Regions from separate parts of the Homo sapiens genome. Here region 2 is linked to region 1. A link is a loop called in an ENCODE intact Hi-C map of the cell type or tissue named here. Cell type or tissue: IMR-90. All regions are shown on one strand. Links, peaks and the distances in the headings refer to the core of each region. The heading gives the core; the rest is flanking DNA.

Evidence for each region. Peaks named below come from ENCODE experiments on the same cell type or tissue, not always from the same donor. Only the 100,000 strongest peaks of a DNase experiment are listed, where the experiment ranks them.
Region 2: it touches region 1 in a loop (2.1-fold over the local background); 1 of 110 quality-filtered maps calls a loop at or near these places.

What each region holds. Positions count from the first base shown.
Region 1 is chr5:169,857,027-169,867,805 of GRCh38, forward strand. The region is part of intron 27 of DOCK2 (dedicator of cytokinesis 2); the gene reads left to right. It overlaps INSYN2B (inhibitory synaptic factor family member 2B), which reads right to left. Exons shown (of 4, transcript NM_001129891.3): 4 at 4,277-7,433. The coding sequence ends at 7,247. Among named protein-coding and RNA genes, the nearest start is that of INSYN2B, 120 kb to the right of the region's middle. In IMR-90, for the core only: no CTCF peak of the experiment used is centred there; a DNase peak (open chromatin) is centred at 5,105; H3K27ac peaks cover 172 bases.
Region 2 is chr5:169,742,685-169,753,463 of GRCh38, forward strand. DOCK2 (dedicator of cytokinesis 2) reads left to right here. Exons shown (of 52, transcript NM_004946.3): 23 at 4,712-4,820. Among named protein-coding and RNA genes, the nearest start is that of DOCK2, 110 kb to the left of the region's middle. In IMR-90, for the core only: no CTCF peak of the experiment used is centred there; no DNase peak of the experiment used is centred there.

The DNA.
Region 1 (10,779 bases), core at 1,015-9,014:
CCAAGCAAATGATCTTTTGGTGCGATTTTACTGTCTTTTCATTTTAGTTCTGCTTTGAGCCAAGGCAAAATGCTTTGCCCAAAATGTTCCTTTAGTTAGACCTTGTCTCTTAAATTGCATTTTCTCCAGAATGGACTAGGTCACATGTAATAAATTCTGGCATTTTAATAGAAACATTACAGGGAAAATAGTCAACAATCTGCTTTAATTTCAAAAGTCATTTACTCTTTGATATGGTAAGGCAGTATCTGGTAAAATGTGCAGAATGCATTGGGATTTACTTATGATGACAATTTATTCTGAAACAATGTGAAACTGGACCATCAATATTCAGGACAAAGATCTTGGCAGGGGGAAGGGTACTGGGAGCAAACATTAGTGTCTTTTTATTCCTGGGTCCTGAATGCCATGTAGACCTCAGGGATTACAGGTGCACGACACCGTACCCGGCCCCTCTCTCACTTCTCAAATATCTTCTCCACATAGCAGCCAAAGCAATCATTGCAAAATTTGGATGGGAATAACATTACACTCTCACCTCAGGAGAGTTAGAAGCCTTGGGCATATTACCAGTGGCAGACCCTAATTTCTATAAAGAGCTGAGACTAGGGCATGATGGTGAGAAGATGGAAAAATTGCTCTTTCTATTCCTCAGGGACTTAAGTCTCTCTTTGAGAAGACTGGTTATTTGTTCTGGGAACAAAACTAAAAAAAAAAAAAAGAAAAAAGAAAATCACACGTACATAAACCAAAACCACAATAATAGATCATTTAATTCTAGGAATTAAATAATCAATCATTTTGGGAATATACTATGAAATAACTTGAATGCAGATATTCTCAATTAAAAAGATAAGTATTCTGTTTATATACGTTGGTTTTATATTTGATAAGTGTTAAGTTTCTGAAGATCCTTTTGGTTTTGGTGGGGAGCAGAATGAGGATAGAGAGAATTGTTTCTTTATGTATAGATTTATACCATATATCATTCAGGACTGTACTCACTATGGTACCATCCTAATATGAGGACTGAAGGACCAGGGATAAACTGGTGTATGCCCAGTGAATCTAATGTACTCAATAATTTATTTCTGCAATGAGTATTTAAACCCCATGGTGGTACATGATGGAGATACAAAGGCAAGCAAGAATAAGCGAGATGGCTTCCTTAGGAAGACTTCAGTCTAGATAGATACCTTGATCAAAGAATGACGCAGATATATGTACAAGGACAACTGCGCCAAGGACTTCGATGGTAAGGTCCCTTGTGCCAGGCAAATGTCTAAGAGGGGTATTTGGCATGGTCTGGGCTGAGTTGGTGGTAGCCATGGGAGGCATGACCTGGGAAACCCCAACAGAGCTGCTGGGCAGGGAGGGTGGTGTAGGTGGGGAGTATTGAAGGCAGGAGGAACAGGAGCCTTCAGGGACTGAAGGCGTGGTAGGTCCAAGAAAGCCAAGAAGGCTGGCTGAGACTGGAAGACAAACACCGGAAGGGCCTGTGGTGGGAGCTTACAGGAGAGGCAGGGCAGGATGTGCAGGGCTTCGGGCCAGAGCAACATACCTAGTCTTACTTCCTAAGTATATTGGGAAGCCACTGAACAGTTCTAAGTCAGAGTGTAATGTTATTCCCATCCAAATTTTGCAATGATTGCTTTGGCTGCTATGTGGAGAAGATATTTGAGAAGTGAGAGAGGGGCTGGGTACGGTGTCGTGCACCTGTAATCCCAGCACTTTGGGAGGTTGAGGCAGGAGGATTGCTTGAGCCAGGAGTTTGAGACCAGCTTGGACAACATAGCAAGGCTCAGTCTTTACAGAAAATAATTATTTTAAAAAAAACATTAGTGGGTTGTGGTGGTAAGCACCTGTAATCCCAGTTACTGGGGAGGCTGAGGTGAAAGGATTGCTGGAGCCTAGGAGTTTTAGGCTGCAGTGAGCTATGATAGTGCCACTGCACTTCAGCCTGGGTGACAGAGTGAGACCCTGTTTCAAAATATATTTAAAAAATAAGTATAAAAGAAGAGATTGCATGTGGGGAGACCTGTTGGGGAGGTTCCTGCAGAGGCCAGTTGAGAAATGAAGTGGGTTTAGAACAGGATGCCCACAGTGGAGAGGCACGCTGACCTGAGAACTTGGCTTAGTCTGGCAATGAGAGAACCAAACTCTGTGTGTTGCCAACGGATGCATCCCTGCTCTTTATGGGCTGAGAGTTCTGTAGGAGGCAGAGAGAAATTAGACATTTGCAAAACCTCAGGAGTAGGGGTGGTATGATATGGTCCATCGAAATTTAGGCTGTAAATTGGTGAAAAGAAGATGGGGAGGAAGTTGAGGTGAAAGTACTCAAAAATGGGATTATGTTCATTAAACCAGTCAAATGTGGTTTGTGCTGAATGCTGACAGTGTTGGATTAGGATTTGTCCCCCGCACTTTTTCTTGCAAGCAATGCTTGATGGGCGTAGTGATCATAAAACATCTTTGTTTCTTGGCATTTATAAAAAGAAATACATTTTTAGCATACAGCAAGTTGCCTTGAGCAGCTTAAAATGAGAGCCTTTTCAAGTGAAGGTTATATTGAGGATTCAGCTCAGCTAATGAAGGTAAGAACGGGTTTCAAGTCTAGCCTTATGCTTCCTGGAATGGCCCTGGCCCCTCACACATTCCACCCACCAACCACATTGCTCCCAACACCTACTTCCCCACAGGATTGCTATAAGCCCTTGGACAAATCATTTAGCCTTCCTTAATTGACTTGTGCTTAAAATGGAAGGGACCTGGCTCTTAAAGTCTCTTTTACCTCTAGGATATTTGATTCCACACAACAAGAATCTTTAATTCCCGGAGTGCTGTGCTGTATTTTATGTGCCCATGTGCTCTTTTGAATCATGGGCGACTTTATTACTTAACATTAACTGTCGTGGTTTCTGGTGGATCCTTCTTTTTTTTTTTTTTTTTCTTTTTTTTTTTTGAGACAGACTATTGCTCCGTCACCTAGGTTGGAGTGCAGTGGCATGGTCACAGCTAACTCCAGCCCTCTTGGGTTTAAGCTATCCTCCTGCCTCAGCCTCCTGATTAGTGGGGACCAGAGGTGTGAGCCACACTCTTGACTAATTTTTTAATTGTTTGACGGGGTCTCACTACTTTGCCCAGGTTGGTCTCAAACTCCTGAGCTCAAGCAATCCTCCTACCTTGGCTTCCCAAAGTGTTGGTATTACAGGTGTGAGCCATCGTGCCCACAGAAAGTGTTCTTCCCTTGCCCCGAGAAAAACCTGTTTCTGAAAACCACTGCAGCTTCACGGAGGTATCTTCCTTTCTCTCTCCCAATTTACTTCAATCCACAAATGACTGAATATGTGCTTGTTGAGCACCTGGCCCAATGTGTACCCTACATTGTGTTCTTGGCTGTCACTCAGTTCATTGTCAAGGCACTCTTGGGAGGCAGGGGGTATATCAGAGGAATCAGAGGCTCACAGAAACTAAGCAACTTGCTCAAGTTTATGCAGCAAAAATAAGATAGCAGACTGCTGTCAAACCCAAGACTTCTGATTCTATGTCCAGGGTTTGTTTTTGTTATTGTTTCTCTAAATTGATGTTTCCCAAAGTGGGAGACTCACTCTCCAGGTGTAAACCCAAGCTGGTTTTAGATGGTTCGTGGAGAAGGCAGGAAAAGGAATACTGAATCACATGACAGGAAAGTTGTTTTCTTTTCAATTCTCTCTCAAACATCCTGTTTAGTCAAGTAGAAAATGGGCTTGGTGTGAATGTGCCTTTCGTATGTGTTGAATATTTGCTAATCTCCCATCTTAACAGAGAGCTGGTCTCAGGCTTAGCAGCCTCAATAGCAACAGGGTTTAGCAAGAACTTAATAAGATATTTTTATTTCATATTCTATTTTTGGAACATGATATTGTTTTTCTTCACATTGGCGATATAAATTTGCCTTTTAAGGAAAAAAATTAAGGGGGAAATAAAGAAAAGTACTGGATAAATTAGAGTTCAGGTGTCTGAGTATAATGATACAAATCATGCCTGTACATCCATGGAATGAGGCTGGGAGCAGCTCTCCATTTATTCATGCTGCCTCCCTCACTCACGGGACACGCGGGGCTTCATGTGATCATCGTGACACTAAGTTCTGAATCTGCTCTTTATTTATTTCCCTTAGAAATATATAGAAGCAATTATAATGAAAGCCATACTTGCCCTTAGGACCATTGAGGTGTCCTTCTTAAGCATACATTTTATAACTGAAATCAACCCAAGCTAGTAATGGAGTCTTAAAACCTAGAAAAAATATGTAAGTTTATTGCAAAAGATAATATCCCGTTTAAAACAGTTTAGAAATTTACAAAACCTTACATCAGTACATCGTCTTTAAGAAGGTGCTCTATAGATGAGCTGGTATTAAGTTCCAAGGATAGTGAGTATGCATTTATGCATTGCTTTTTAAACTACAGAGAAAGCAGCTACATAAACTCCTGCAATTTAAGTTGATGTATTGGTCTTTTTCCTTTCAATTTTATAAAAGTAATTTTTGCTAAGTTAATATCTCTCCAGCAAACCAGATAACCTCAAGTACAGCATTTCTGTAGAATATCATGGTAGATGTTACGTAATATTTTACAAAGAAGCAGTGATTTTCACATGAATAAGTGAGTATGCAGTTTTGGTATATGTGTGTGTGGTGTTTTAAACATAGAGACGACCATTTTTGTTCATCAGGAAAATGTTTATGGAATCCTATTTCCTCATAATGATTTTAAATATCAATTTTTCAGAAGAGAACTCCTTCCCAGTTTCAGGTCAGTGGCCCAAGCAATGCGGTGTTGTGCTTTGGTGTAGAATCAGTACAGCCTTGTTTGGCTGTATTTCTAGAAATGTCAACATTTTATTTATTTTTTTCTTTTCTTTTCTTTTCTTTTTTTTTTGTTGGGGAAGTGCAGAAAATGTCAACATTTTCTAGTCCCAGTTTTATTTAATTCAGTTAAGGGTTCATGTGAGGGCCTCAACTGGAAACATATCTATGACCACATCAGCTTATTAATTTTGTGTGAGGTACCTCAAACATCTCTTTATCTTCCCAGGCTAACTTTGGCCAGTAATCCAGCTCAGCTCTGAGTCACTCAGCTCACATAATGTGGAACGTGCTAAGAGTTTATAAAGTAGGAAAGCATATGTTCTTATCTGTATTCAAGAATGGACAAACAGGCCGGGAAATTTAAGCCATTTGCCAAAGGCTAGTGGTATAGACTGCTTGGTTGCCTGGATCTCTTAATTCTGGGAACAGGGTTATTTACATTCTAGCATGATGCCCGAGAATATAAATTCACATGAAATTAGCGTAAGCAAAGCAAATTAAGATGGAAGCTCTACTACAAGATAAAATTACATAAGAGGTCCCAAATGATTTCACTTTATTGGATTATCCTCTATTCTGTTCTTTTCCATTGCTGGGGCCAACTGACAGTTGATCGTATGGATACAGGAAAAAAAAAATCTGTGGCTTTTAGCCAGTGGTAGCATATCTTATTGAAATGTGGCTTCTTAAGTATGACAAGTGTATTTATCTTAATTCTAACATGACGTTATATATTCCGGTCTGATTCTGTGGGCTTAAACATTACACTAGAAACAGAACAAGAACATCTTGAATGACATTCCAAGACTTAAATAGTGCAAGCTGATATTCCTTGCCAAATTTCCCTTTCATTCTCACTGAAATAGCTTTGTTCACTGCATCACTATGACAGGGGAAGGTGAAACCATCGGAGTGGTTTGCTCAATTAGGCTCAATTTGCAGTGGGGTAGGTACATCCCACGAACACACAGGATTCTGTGCTCTGCAAAGATTCTAGCTTAGACACTGGATCTTCAGCCAAGGGAATTACAAAATACCTTCTTCGTTTAATGTATGTTTAGTTTCAGGCTCCCTTTCTAGCAATGTCAATCTAACCACATGCTGATAGAGATTTTAATTCAACCAGAAGGAATCTGAGCCTTTCCATCCTACCCCTCATCCACAAGAGTATATAGCAATTACTTAATTATATTACTTTAGTAGTTTGTTCAGCCATGCAAGTTTGACTGGATCCACATGTATGTAGGTCTTGTCAACAGAATGAGCCAGACCTTGAATAACTCAGACTTTGGGATGGAAAGATATTTAAACCTCAAATAGAAAAAACTATATCCTCATCCATAGTCCTGCTAGTTTTTCAATCAGGTGACCATTGTCTGGTCACCAGGAAGGGAGACTGTGTCGATTAATATATGTTTGAACCTATCTACACGGCTGTTTCTGGGATGAAGGGATGAGAAACAGTGTTGTGTTTTATCTTAGCCTTATCTATGTTACTCATAAGATGTAACTGATGGACAGGTTGCTGGATCTCATGATTTTAAATATTGCAGGTAAGTTAACTATGGAGTCTTAAAGTTCACACCAAAAACAGATTCCACCCATTTGCCAGGTGGTCTCAGGCCCTAGGCAGAGAAGAAGCATGATGGTTTAGGGTGGGCCCTGGAACAGCTACAGCTGCTGAAATCCTCTTTGAATTACACTTATCCAGCACAGCCACACCAACAAGTTTATACCCTGGGGTGGCCTGACTCTGCCACAGGCAGAAAGGTGCATGCACCATGAGATGACAGAGCCTTAATTTGGGATCAAGGGGCTAATTAAAAAGGAAAACAACCCAACACACCAGGGTGATCTTGCATAAGCATTTTATGCCCTGCCCACTTCTCTTGTGCTTATTATGTATGCTGATATCTTAGAAAACTGCCAGTTTATCTCATTTTTTTCTATGGTACCTGCTTATAACCTATAACCTCCCTCTACCTTCCGGGTCTGCACAACACTATTTTTTTCTTTTGGGTTTATGAACCCAGGATGGGAAGGAAGTGCTTGGCATCTTGGAGGTGTTGGAAGGTGTAGTGTGGGGTTTTGCTCGTGGTGGGAATCTGGTCTTAAAACTCAGCATGAGTTCTGGCTGAGTGTGACAGGGAACTTGGCAAGCGGTCACTCTAGTGTCCGTGAAGCCCTCAGCAAGCAGTCGCACGCACTCAGGTAAGGATCGTGGTCAGGTGTCCAGCAGCGGCTACATCAGCTCCAAGGCTCTTCTGTTTCACAGGCCAAGGGGCTCACAGCCCAGGGCCTTTGCAAAGAAGCAGGGCAGGCCTTAAGTGCAGTGGATTTCCCATCTCAGGGAAGTGCGTGGAGTTGGGGGGCTGGGGGATGGTCCCAACCAGCTCAGATCCACCAGAAGCATTTCTTTTTCACCTTCTTGGTTTTCCGCCTTAAGTCCTGCTTTTCCGGGGCTGGGGGTTCTGCTGGGGACTTTGGTGGGGGCGATGCCTCCTCAACTGGCTCTGCTTCCTCCAGACTCTGCAAAACTTCATGGAACCTGCCTTCCTGCTGCCGAAAATCATACTCTACACTGAAAAACACAGAGAGGAAGGAAGGAAAGTGAATTCGAATCAGCACAGACTGATTAAGCATCTCTCAGCCCCAACTAATATGGAAGAGCATGAGCTTTGGGATCAAATCCTAGATCCTTAGGTACCTACTGGCTCTTTGACCTTGGGAAAGTGATGCCACCTCTCTGAACCTCTAGTTCTTCAGTGATTGAATTGGCACCTGTAATGCCTTCCTCACAGGGATGTTATTAAGGGTCAGTGAGACCTGATGGCAAGTGTTCTGTAAATATTGGCTCCAGTCTCTCTCTTAATCATTAATGGGGTTTTGGCATGTGTTATGCATGAAAACTGTCTCATTATTAAAAAATTGAGATAATGCAGAGGAACAGACAAGAAAACTGACAGCTCAGTTTCATTATCTGTAAAATGGGGGTAATAAGAGCACCTATCTCAAAGGCTTTCTTTGGAATTAATGTGTGTAAACTGAGATAATATAAATGAAATGCTCAGAGTAGTGCCTGGCGTGCGCTAAGTCCTCCGTATGTGTTAGCTTCTATTACCGCTATCATCATCATCATTAACATAATTTCTACCAATATATTACGTCTTGCTCTTTGAATTGCATCTCAACTTCAAGATATATCTTGGAGAGCTTTACATGTAAGACTGCCTTGTAGTATTCCTCAATACAGTGTATTTAAATATTCCTCTACTGATGGATGGACATTCCCAACCTCTTTTTCGTTGTTGTTGTTGTTGGCTATTTTACTTGTGTGTTTTGGTGTCATTAACATACGGACTGCATTGTCCCGTGCTGATTATCACAAACATTGAGGAGGTAAAAGTGAACCTGTCGCAGAGCAGGGGTCCCTGAGGTCAGGGGAGGTGGGCGTTGAACAGAAGCCTGGCCTGTAGGGAGTGGGTGCTGATGCTGTCTGTGACCTCTGCATGTCTGGAAGTCAGGCCAGCAGACCTCAGGGACTCTCAGCCTGCTTCCTCACTCTGGTTCACCCTCCCCAGAACCCAGAGAGCCGGGGCAGAAAAAACGAATCCTCTTAGACATCCCTGTGGGCTGAGCACGGGTTCCCTCTGTCCTTAATTGTCTTTCCTCCATGAGGAGGATTTACTTACAGAGGAGTTTTCAGTGCCAAGATGCTTATAAGAAAGCTCTTAAGCTTTTTGATGTGTTTGTTACCTGGTTTCATACCAGGGGTCTCAGAAGGCCCAAGGATGAGGAGCCAGCGTGGGAGTGTGGGAAGTGGAGGAAACGTGGTCATGAAAACAGTGCATTCTCCTTGTTTAGCCAGAAGGAAAATGAAATGTTGCATCTGGGAGACCAAAGACCCCATGTTGGTTTATGATGTGGCATGACTGGCCAGTGCCTTTATACCCAGCAAGGGCTGGAAAACAGCTGTCATTAAAGGGACATCTGCCCTTGCTTACTCTCCCCATGTCACCTCCCAGGGCCGGGGACCCGAGTTCATGCTGCTGCAAAGGCATGTTGCCGTTGCCATGCATGACGAATGGAGCCCCAAAGAGTGCCTCGTCCCTGAGCATTCTGAGATGGAAGAGGCAGGGCTGAAGAGTCAGAGGGGCGAGGGGGCCTGTTTTATAGCAAGACTGATGGGTTGTTGCAGGGCTGAAGAGTCAGAGGGGCGAGGGGGCCTGTTTTATAGCAAGACTGATGGGGTGTTAGTTCTTAGGGAGCACTAGGAAAGGGTATCTGATTGTTTTGTTTCTGCATTTTTCATCCAGGCTTGCTTCTCCTCCACTTACATGCCTTCTCTTTCTGTTCTCTCTGGCCCTCTCTATGGGGACATAATCCTGGCTGGATGACCTATAGGCCATCATTATATTAAATTAGAATTGTATTGTGGATGAAACATAGGCTGTGGTTTTTAAAGCAAAGCCCCACAGTTTCACTGTGAGATCTTGGGGAAGTCATTTCCCACTTCCAGGCTATGGTGTCCTCATCTGCAAAATGAGTAGTGCCTACGCAAAGGACCTCAGTGAAGCTTAAATGCCATGTGCATATACAACACGCAGCATAGAGTAGGCACCAAGTATCCAGTCAGTCACTCGACAAACATTTATTGAGCATCTTCTTTGTGGCAGGCCCTGTTCTGGCTGCTGAGGAAGGAATGGTAGGCAGACAATCTCCCTGGCCTCCTGGCACTGCTAATCCAGTGAATCTGTGTCCTCAGTGCTGGCATCAGTAGCTGTTAGAGACCTTCTAGCCAAAGCCCAGAATTTGCCAGGCCAGTGGGCAGAGGCATGTGCAGACTCACATACTGACTGTCTATTTCAGGAGTCTCTATTTCAGGAAAAACTCTGAAACCATGTTTTTCCTCTGCTCTCACACCACAACAACCATCAACACAGAAGAAGACTTCTATGACCAAATGTGTGGGAGTTTCTCCCCACTACCAAGCAGTGGCCACCAGTTGGGTGTCTTCCAATTCAGTTCCAGTACTATCTACCCAGAGATAGCATCAGATTCCATAGATTGGGGGCTCAATCCCACAAGACTTCCCCCCACTTACAAGTCCGGGACCTTGGAACTTCTGACTGACTAGCTTCAAGTTGGGGTTCCCAAAACCCCTTCTTTGGGTTTGATTAATTTGCTGGAGTGGTTCACAGAACTCAGGGAAACACTTCCTTACGTTTACTGGTGTATCATAAAGGATATTGCAAAGGATACAGATGAAGAGATGTGTGGGGGCTTCAGCCCCTGTGTAGCACTCATTCCTCCAGGGTATGGGCAGGACCCACTCTGGAATCAGTCTCTTGACCCACAATCAGATTAGATTCCGGCCTTAGGCAGGTGACAGGAGGACAGGAGAAGGTCAGAGAAAGAGACTTTGTTTCCTGAGGCCTGCTCCTGAGGCCTAACTCACCCAACGTGATAACAAAAGATTGTAACAAGGGCTATGGGAGTTATGAGCCAGGAACCATGGGTGAAAACCTCTCTGTCTGTCTGTCTGTCTGTCTGTCTGTCTATCTATCTATCTGTCTGTCTATCTATTGATCCATCCATCTATCATCTATCTAATCTATCATCTATTATCTATTTATCTATCTATCATCTATCATCTATCATGTATCTATCATCTATCAGTATCTATTATCTATCATCTATCTGTCATCTATCGTTATCTATCCATCTATCATGTATCATTATCTATCATCTATCTATCTATCTATCTATCTACCTCTAGCATCTATTTGTCTCTATCTATTGATCCCCCCACACACATAGATCGCACACATACACACATATATAATCATAACATCACAGTCTCTTCTTCCAGGAGGCATCACCTGGTACTGCACCCCTATTTGTCTGGGGTGTGGTGGAGTGGGTTT
Region 2 (10,779 bases), core at 1,728-9,727, 110 kb before region 1:
GCATCTCAGTTTTGGGCTGAGGCTTTATGTACCTGCGTGAAAGAGGTGGTACAGAGCATTGTACACAACATATGGGGCTCCATTTGCATTTAGTGAGTGCTCAGCTGTGCACAGTGTCTCCTTAATGAATCACATGCAAGCCGAGCATCGCTATATTTATCCAAGCCCTGGGAGCCGGAGTGCTGGCTGTGGTCGACTTGCATGCCCCAGAACAGTGCCTTGCAGGTTGTTCCAGTTTTCCTTGTGGTCAGGGCCTTAGGGCCCTTCAATAATTTGTTCCCTGGCAAAATCTGCTGGTTTCTGAAGTATCTTTCCAGGCGTTCTAGGCCAGAAAAAATGTTTACATCCTGAAGCTGTAACAGAGATCAAGCGCTAAAAAAGAACCTGGAAGCTACATCTGCTGTGCCCTTGACTTCAAGGCCACATCTGAAGAATCGCAGACAGATGAGGCATTTTTATTTTCTTTTCAAGCTTTTCAAGGGGGGGTCCCACAATGCTTAATGCTTAATCACCCTGCTGTCATCAGGTTATTTCTTCCTTGTAATCTAAAACCCTTATGAATTTTTTTCCTTAGTCACTCCTTAATTGAAATATTTCTTTTTATAGCTGGGCATTGGTGGCTTGTGCCTGTCATCCCAGCTACTCAGGAGGCTGAGGCTGGAGGATCACTTGAGTCTGGGAGTTTGAGGCCAGCTTGGGCAACATATTGAGACCCTGTATCTTACAAAATATTCCTCTTATGCTCAGATCAGAGAGTTTGCCCAAATAATCACTTCTGTGCTTAGGAATCAAGAACAAGAATTTATAATGTTTACTTAACGCTGATTAAATGCCAGCTACAATATTAAGCACTTAAAAATAATTATCTCATGTTTTTCACCTCAAAATAACCATTTGAATGAGCATTAGGACTCCTTTTTATCAGGAATAAAAGTAAAATTTCAGAAAAGTAATTAACTGAGGCCACACAGCAAGTATATGGAGGAGTCTGGCTTGATAGCAAAGCGCTTTATATGAAATAGATTTTTCTTTCCTTTCTTCTTCCCAGCTGTAGTCATGTCCTGTGACTCTTCTTCCCATTCCCAGCCATTCTTCAGCTAAAAAGAAAGTAAATATTTTAAAATATGTATATATATTTTAGATATATATATTTATATTTTAAGACATATAGATAATATATAATTTATGATTTATATTTAAATTTGTATAAACTTATATTTAAATTATAAATTTAAGATTTATATTATTATATATATATATGTACTTTTCCCCCATTTTCCTCCTAGAATTGTTTTTTTATCCTTTATAAGACTTAGGCAGGTGCAGGATATATTTTCATCCCTGGACTCAAGTGTGGTGTCAAGACCCTTAACTTGTGACATGAATAGCAAGGAGCAGATTGGATTCCCACTGGAGTGGAGGCCCCTAATCATGGCTTCCTGGGATTTGTGTTATCTGCCTTCCCCTGTTAGATGCTGAGAACATAGAAGAAGAATACCAGGTTCTGGTTCAAGCTATATCATTGGCACAGTCTGTGACCTAGAGCAGATCACTGCTCTCTTTCTCGTGAAAATCAAATTTAGTTTCCTACAAAATTTAAAGTTGAGCAGAGCCTTGGTTTAGTCTTACAGACTAAAAATCTTTTTTCCTTCCAGTTCAGTCACATAATATTTATAAGATGGTGAAGCCAAGTCACTTGCCCTCTCTGGCCCTGAGTCTCTTCATCTGTACAATAAGAGCAAGAACTAAATGCTCACCGGACTTCCCAGCAGCTCTTGGTTTCAAACTCAGGGGAGCTGCAGGAAGAAGCTGGCTCTACTCTGCCAAGTTCTGACTAGTGAGGGTTTGCAACAAAACCAGCCAGGGCTAGTCTAGGCAAAAAGGAGAGTTTATTTTAAAGATATTTGTGCAGCTCATAAAATCAAAAAAAAAAAAGTTAAATAATGAGACACAGAGAAGTTGGGAACCAGGACAGCCTCAGGGATCTCTTCAGCAGGAGCTCATGACCCTTCCCCCTGGAGTGCTGCCATTAAGATCACTCCAAAAAAGCCTGTTTTTATGTTTCTTTCTTAAAAATGACAAATTCCAGAAGGAGAACTGCCAGGGGGCCATTCAGTTATGGAGGGTAGGATTGGACAGGCCAACCAGCAGGAAAGTGTTGCTGGAGCCCAGCCTTGTTGGAGGAGCAGGTGGTTCCCAGGAGGACCTGGGCAGAACTCCCCACCACACACACAGGTACACCCTACAGAAAGAGCCCATGTGTCTGTAAATGATTGGGAAGCCAGGTCGGGATGTTAAATGTGGGTGGGAGACACAGTGGGCAGGTTCAATACTCTAGACCAGTAGCAGCCATGGTGATGGAATTCATTCAGCGTTTTCAGGCAGCTGTGCCTCATGGAAGAGTAACAGACTTCAAGGCAAAAGGCATGATGAGTGGACAGTCCATTAGGGATTGCTGGTGGCTGTGGGCACAAAGAAAGACAAACAGTGTGATCTCATGGGGAGGCTGACCACCACCATGCTGGATTAGGATCCTCTCTTTTCAGCCAGGTCAAGGACAGGGTACTCTGGTCCCATCTTTTCTACTTTGATGACATTTGGGCAAGTTTCAACCTCTTGAGAGTTTTTCTGTTTCCTTATCTGTGAAGTGGGGATGAGAGCAATGATAATCATGCTACTCTTCCAACTGACAACAGTACGGCAGGCGCTAACATCTGCTGGGGCCAGGCACCCATGCTGAGAACTTCCCATGTGGGTTGATCCTCGCAATCCTCTGACACAGTACTGTTATGGTTTACACTTTGCCCAAGGCTTGTGGGAATTAAGGGGGCAGTAAAGTGTAGAGCAAAGCAGTGTGCAAAGAGACTGAGAGGCTGGGCTCAGGAGCTGATGGCCAGTTTTGAATTCTGGCTCTGACACTCACTGGCCTGGTGTTTTCTGGCATGTTGCGTGAGCTTCATTAATTTGTAAAGTGGGTGTGATACTAGTGCCTGCCTCATGCTGTGGTTGTGAGGAGTGAGTGATTTCACAGGCATCCAGGAAGGTGCCTGGAGCAGAGCAGTGCTCTGTAATGTTTGCTGTTGTTTGTAATAAAGTGCCTGCCGGGCAGTGGGGATTTGAACCCAAAGCAGATTGACTCTAGAATATATATGCTGTGGCAGTTATCTCTGGTGGCAGAACAAGAAGGCTCAGGAGTGAGCTGTGTAAAAGCCGGGGTGGGGGTGAGTTAGCAGAGGGAGCTATGGAACTAGGGAGAGGAAGAGAATGAGGAGCCCTAGGCACGTAGCCACTTCAACACTCCTTGTCTCTGTGACCTTGAGCTGGACCCAGAAGGTCAGCAGCAATTGCTGAGTCCCCATAACCAACGGGAACATTCAGCACTGACTTCACTTATGCTTCTGACTTCAGGAGGGCTTTAGAGAGGGGGTTAGTTAGAAAAAGAAGGAAAGAAAGAGAGACAGAGAGTGACTAAGACAGAAAGAGAGTGATGAAGTCAGGGGGAGGGTGGGGAGAGAACTAGATATAAAGACATAGAAACCCAAGGAGAGAAAGAGAGTGATTGACACTCAAGAAGATAAACAGAAGAGGCACACACTTAAAGCCACAGAAATGAAGTAGAAAGACGGGAAAGAAGGGTGAGGGGAAGGATGGGGATTTTGCAGAGACAGTGCTGAGGGGGCTGTGACTGGCTGGCCTGCTCTGTGGTTGAGGAGCAAACAAACCTGTTAAGTGTGTCAGTGCTTTATCTAGGAAAGCACCTTTGCCAAGGCCCGGGCACACTGAGGAGCTTTTTGAGCGTGTAGGGCTGTGACAGGAGAGACTCTCTTTATCTGAATTGGAGACAGGAGCACTCTTCTGTGCATTTCACACTGGATGCCACAGATTAGGCTGCGGATATTTCACGGTTGGTGATAAACATTTGTTTGGAGAAGCCTTGAGCAGAGCAACACTCCTAAGGCTGGGGGAAGGGGTTGATAACAGGCAGGTACCTGGAGACTGGTTTTACATGAGGGACTGGTTCTATGCAATTTTACACTTGTATATTATTATAGGCATTGAAAGTCCCTAGAAGGATACCCATTAAAACTTTGACAATAGCTAACCTCCCTGGTTGGATTAATGAGGAGTCTCACCTTCTAAGTTATGTATTTCAGTTAGGTTTACATGTTTTACAGTGTAGGGATTTTATAATCAGAGAAACAAAGGCTTAAGGTAATAAGTTAACTCCTGAAATGAAGGAAGGGAAAGCAATGGCCCCTGACATAAAACAGGTTGTTGGGGCTCATCCGACAAACAGACAATGGGTGGCGGAAATGGCAGTGCATTTGAAAATATTTCTCCTTGATATTTCCAAGTTACTTTGAAAATCTGATGATCACAATCTTTCCTCTGATTCTTGCAGAAGGGTGAAATTATTAATGTCTCCTCAGCTCAGACAAATTTCCTTCCTTTGGGGTTTCCTTGGGGTTTAAAAAAATACGGCAGAAGGTGTATGCCCTGTTAGTTGGTGGGTTTCTGTTGGGTATGGTGGATATGAGGCTTTTCCCTTGAGAGAATGATGCACGCAGCATCTGCAGAATCCTCTCCTCCTTGAAGTCCCCACCTCCCACTCCTTTTTGTTTTAAATTTTAAATGAAGTTTGTGCCTAGTACACACTTTTAAAAGTATTGTCTGTTAGCTTGAGAAATGACCCAGATGTATCTTGTTTCAGGCTTTATGAAGGCAAAGAACAGATGGAGTTTGAAGAATCCATGAGACGGCTCTTTGAATCCATCAACAATCTGATGAAAAGTCAATACAAAACTACCATCCTTTTGCAGGTTGGTTTATGCTACAATAAAATCTATCTTCTCCTTGGCCATCCAGTAAATAACAGCATGCTAAGATAATATCTTCTTTTACTTAAATATGCAAACTTGTATCCAGTGAAGGCCTGGGCTGGCCACTAGGTTAAAGACCAAGGGCTCCTCAGGACAAGAGAAAACGTATTTATTGTTTGTTACCCATGAAGCTAGCAGTGCCTTCTTTTAAAATAGCTCTGAAATTTTTGTTACCTAGAAGGAAATTAGTCAAACCGGATCCACTTCCAATGGAGAGAACAGTTCATGGTAGCAGTCTCTTAAACTGAGTTTAATTCTCGACAACATAAAGTCAGGGACCCTTTTGGGATTAAAGAGGGCTCCTCAATAAACAAGAGGTGCTTTGGAGAGAATGAGTCCTCTCATGTGTGGTCCACGATGCTAATCTGTGAAGACTGCAAATCTTTGAGAAACTGTGAGGCCTATCCCTGTGTTTGGGAAGGAGTTGAGCAGCTAAGAGTCTGAATGAAGAGGCTGTTTCAGGGAGACTTCAGAACTTTCACAGAATGCACTTGCAGGCACTGGGGGTGCGGGTGGGGGAAGCTGGGAGTGCCTGATGTGCTGTGAATAAACGAAGCCCAAACACATTTATCTAAATCAATGAGTTAATGCAGATTGCTGCTGCTTTTTTTTTTTAAATCAATATTATTCTTTTAGATGCTAATTTAAAGATCCATTATGCCTGAGATGCCCAGGCACTGGTTAGAATTAATGACGTACTAGTGTTTAGCTAGAATGAAGGTGAGGAAGCAGAGGTGGAAGTCAGCCTGGGGAATGTTTGCTTCTCATGCTATGGGTCCAGACTGTGCACGTTAGAATTGTGTGGGGATCTTTAATAAATTCTGATGCCTGGTTACAACCACCCGACTTTCTAATTTAATTGGTATGGAGTGTGACCCAGGCCAGGGGATTTAAAAAATTCCCCAGGTGATTTTACTGTGAAGCAAAGTTTGAGAACCACTCTGCTGATGGCTTCCTTTAATTTAACAAACAGTGGAAACCTGTGTGTTGGGGAAGGCAACTATCTTATTCATATGTGTCTTCAACACTCAGAATAATCCTGATAATTCTAAAATTTATTCTCCTCAGAATGTGTATCTGTATTTCTTGATCTAACTGAATAACTGAAGGTCCTAACACTATTTGGTCTTATGTAACAAGGTTAGGAACATAAATACCCTCCTCTAGAATCCACTAGTAAAATACCCAAAAAGCTTCTGTTTTATGATGAGATAGAGGAGGAAGAGGTATAAATGATTAAAAATGATTTAAACCAAACTATGTAACAGGCTTTATATTTCATGCTTCACATATATTACTTTATTTCACCCTCTCAAAAATCCTCTAAATTACACATTAGGCCTGCCATGTTATAAAAGGATAAACTGAGGCTCAGAAAGCTGAAACGATGTGCCTAAGGCTACATGCCCACATCTCTCTGGTCAAAAGCCAAAGCTCCTTCTCCTGCAGCAAATCTCAAAGTCTATAGAAGAGTCCTTGTGTGGGATTTGCTGACATCACATGGGCTTCACCCCTCTGCCCTCATCACTAAGTTCTCTTCACATGGTACTGCTTTCCATATTTGAACATAACTTTAAATTCTTCTTTGATAACTTTTCAACAGCCATACACATAGGTGGAAAGCATCATTGGTTTTATGAAAATCCCTGAGGCTAAATTTGGCCCTTAGAGCAAATTGAAAAAGAGATGAAGCCCCTTTCTATGTCTCTGAGGTGGAAATCTATGGGAAGAAACCAGCATAATCTGGCCCAAATCACAAGGAAAACAAGGCATTTCTAACACAGCTACCCGGACAAGAAGAACCTGGGTAAAAAGACTTATGCCAAAACCATAATAATCATATGAGTTCTCTAATCCTAATATTAGGATTATTCTGAGTGTTGAAAACACAATGATTAGTGTGTCTTCAACTAATAATCATTTATTAGTTGATGCTTAATAGATATCTGTTGAATTAATTAATGTATAACACTAGGGATACGTCTTAAGGTTTCTATTTTATTGATGAGGGAATTGAAGCTCAGACAGTTGAAACAGCTTCCTCCAGGCACCATTGCTGAGAAGTGGGATGGCTCAGATTCATATCTGTTCCTGCCTGGCTCTAAAGACCATACTCACTACCACGGCATTAGCCTGTTCTTTATACTGTTTCTTTAGTCCCTGCTGGGGATGGATGTCTTCCTATGGATTAGTTGGGACTGCAGTCTTCTAGTTTTTATTTTTCCCTTACCCCCTCCTGGTTAAAAAGCAAACAAACAAAAAATGTATTCCTCATATTCCTAACCCCTTCATCATTCTCTGACTAAGGGGATAACAGGAGCAGGGGACAGCATGAGGAGATGCGGCAGGAGCCCCAGCCAGCCACTGCATCTGTATCACACTGGAAGCAACTGAGCTTCTAGTGAGTAGCCACACAGTGTTGGGATATCTGGAGAGAGCCAAGGATGACCAATTGCCATGAGAGAGGCTATAGGGTTGAATCAGGTGTGAAATCAGCTCCAAGGAAGCTGAAGTGTGAAAGAGCAGAAATGATGAGCCAATAGATAAAGCCAGTTTCTCATCCCAGAGGAGAAAGGCGCTGATGCCCCAAAGAAGTTGAGGTGCCATGGAGAGAAGAATGGAAGAGGGAATAGGTAATTTTGGAGCTACTCTTTCTAATTTCAGCACCTGTTTCCCTACGATGGGCTACACATATATTTGGGGAAGGAACAAAGGGAGAGAGACAGTAAGAAGGCAGGGAAAGAAAGAAGGAGAAAAAAAGGAAGCAAAGAGGAACAAGTGAGCATTTGCCGCTCTCAAGACACCTGGTCAATAGGAATGCCCTTCTTTATCAGCTGCATGACCTTACATTGGTCACTTAACTTCTCAATGCCTCAGTTTCCTCATCTATAAGATTTCATTGTGTGGGTGAGGATCAAATAAACATTGTCTGCAAAAGAACAAATTATAAAATGCTATGCAAATGCAGTGAACTAATATGATTATTATGGTTTTGGCATAAGTCTTTTTACCCAGGTGGTTCTTGTCTGGGTAGCTGTGTTAGAAATACCTTGCTTTCCTTATAATTTGGGCCAGGTTTGTTGGTTTGTTCTCATAGATTTCCACTCCAGAGACATAGAAAGGGGCTTCATCTCTTTTTCAATTTGCTCTAAGGGTCAAATTTAGCCTCAGGGATTTTCATAAAACCAATGATGCTTTCCACCTATTTACATAGCTATTGAAAAGTTATCGAAGAAGAATTTAAAGTTACATTCTAATATGGAGAGCAGTACCATATGAAGAGAACTTAATGATGAGGGCAGAGGTGTCAAGCCCATGTGATGTCAGCAAATCCCACACAAGGACTCTTCTATAGACTTTGAGATTTGCTGCAGGAGAGGGAGCTTTGGCTTTTGACCAGAGAGATGTGGACATGTAGCCTTAGGCACATCGTTTCAGCTTTCTCGGCCTCAGTTTATCCTCTGTAACATGGAAGGCCAAATGTGTAATTTAGGGGATTATTGAGGGGGTGAAATAAAGTAATATATGTGAAACCTGAAGTATAAAGCCTGTTACATAGTTTGGTTTAAATCATTTTTTAATCATTTATACCTCTTCCTCCTTTACTTCATCATAAAACAGAAGCTTTTTGGGTATTTTACTAGTGAGGATTCAGAAGGCGGGCATTTGTGTTCCTAATTTTGTTACACAAGACTAAATAGTGTTAGGATGTTCAGTTATTCAGTTAGATCAAGAAATATAAATATACATTCTTAAGAGAATAAACCCACAAGAAGTGACTGTATGAAAACATGCATGGGAAAGTTTCAGCTAGTGAAATAGTACGAGGTGACCGGAGTCTTGATTCTGAGCCTGCATGGGGTGTGAGCTATTAGTAACATCAGCCATAAGTGCTGGCTGGGTGCAGAGGATATGAATGCCCGTGGTTGATGTTCCTGGTTCAAACTTTTCACATCCAGCTGGGTAGCGGCTTATGTTGGAAACCCTCTTTTGTGACCAATTTAATTGTGAGTAGAGCAGATCTGGTTCAAATCTCAGCTGTGTCCACTGTTAACTCTGAAACCTAAGCAAGTTATTGCCCATCTCTAATGCTCACCCAGCTTTTGTGAGTTGCTTTCTGTGGTTTTTCTTATTGTTCTGAGTCGGCGTGGCAGCAGCTCACCAAGACCACGGAGAATTGAAAGCCAGTAGTTCAGAGGAAAGGAGCAATAAAAACACTTTCTGCTGATCAGGTACCTACCATGTTCCAGACATGGAACTGGGATCTTCATATACAGTGTTTTAAATCCCACCAGAGATCTTCAAGGAACCACTATCCTCAGTGTTCATAGGAGGCTCATAAAGTTAAATAGTTCATCCCAAATTACATGTATTCATAGTGCTGGAGCTAGGATTTGAATCCATCCAGGTCATCTGCCTCCAAAGCACTATTCTCTATGCCACAGGTAAGGTTTAGGCCAGGGATTCCCATGTGTTTTCAACAATGGACCACATGCTCAGAAGTCCTTGTGTGTGCCAGCCCTGTGAGCGTGGTTGATAAAACTGATGGCAGATTCAGAGGGTCAACACCACACACATGTAAATTAGATAGAGCTCAAAAGTTAGTAAAAGACATATGGCGATGTTGTGCAGGCCAATTTGCCCCACTCTCCTTACGATCCATGGTATTTCATAATGCTCCAATTTGATGGCACAAGTGGAATTAAATGAACAGCTTGTATTGAATGACATGCTCTCTTGGCCACTGTGAATGCCACTTATGCTAATGAAGCCCCTGGAGTGTCCAGGAGGGCAGGGGACTCTGCCATTTATATCCCCAATGTCTGGAACAATGGCTGCCACACAGAAAGTGCTCAAATATCTACTGTCTGAATGAATGAATGAATGAATATGGCTGGGTGCAATGGTGCATGCCTGTAATCCCAGCACTTTAGGAGGCTGAGGTGAGAGGATCTCTCAAGCCTAGGAGTTCAAGACCAGGCTGGGGAACATAGTGAGACCCTGTCTCGACAAAAAATTAAAAAAAAAAAAATTAGCTAGGCATGGGGGCCTGCCCATGCCTAGTGGTGTATGCTTGTGGTCACAGCTACTCAGGAAGCTGAGGCAGGAAGATCACTTGAGCCTAGGGGATCAAGGCTGCAGTGAGCTGTGATAATGCCACTGCATTTCAGCTTGGGTGACAAAGCAAGACCCTGTCTCTTAAAATAAATAAATAAATACTGCCGGGCGCCGTGACTCACGCCTGTAATCCCAGCACTTTGGGAGACCGAGGAGGGTGGATCACAAGGTCTGGAGTTTGAGATCAGCCTGGCCAACATGGTGAAATCTCGCCTCTACTAAAAATACAAAAATTAGCTGGGCGTGGTGGCGGGTGCCTGTAATCCCAGGTATTCGGGAGGCTGAGGTAGGAGAATTGCTTGAACCTGGGAGGTGGAGGTTGCAGTGAGCCGAGATTGCGCCATTGCACTCCAGCCTGGCGACAGAGCAAGACTCTATCTAAAAATAAAATAATTACTTCTATCATTTTGTTTAGTTTGATGTTTCAGTGTTTATTAAGTGTCAAGTGTTGAGCTAAAAGCTTTACATATATTGTTAGCTCAATTGATCTTTGTAACAACAACCTTATAAGACAAATAGTCTTTTTAAGTTCCATGACATACCTGCACAGAATGTGCAGGTTTGTTACATAGATATACATGTGCCATGGTGGTTTGCTGCACCTATCAACCTGTCATCTAGGTTTTAAGCCCTGCGTGCATCAGCTATTTGTCCCGATGTTCTCCCTGCCCTCACCCCCCCCCACCCCCTGACAGCTCCCCTGTGTGTTGTTCCCCACCCTGTGTTCTTATTCTTGCTCTCCCACTTATGAGCGAGAACATTTGGTATAAAGCGGAGATAA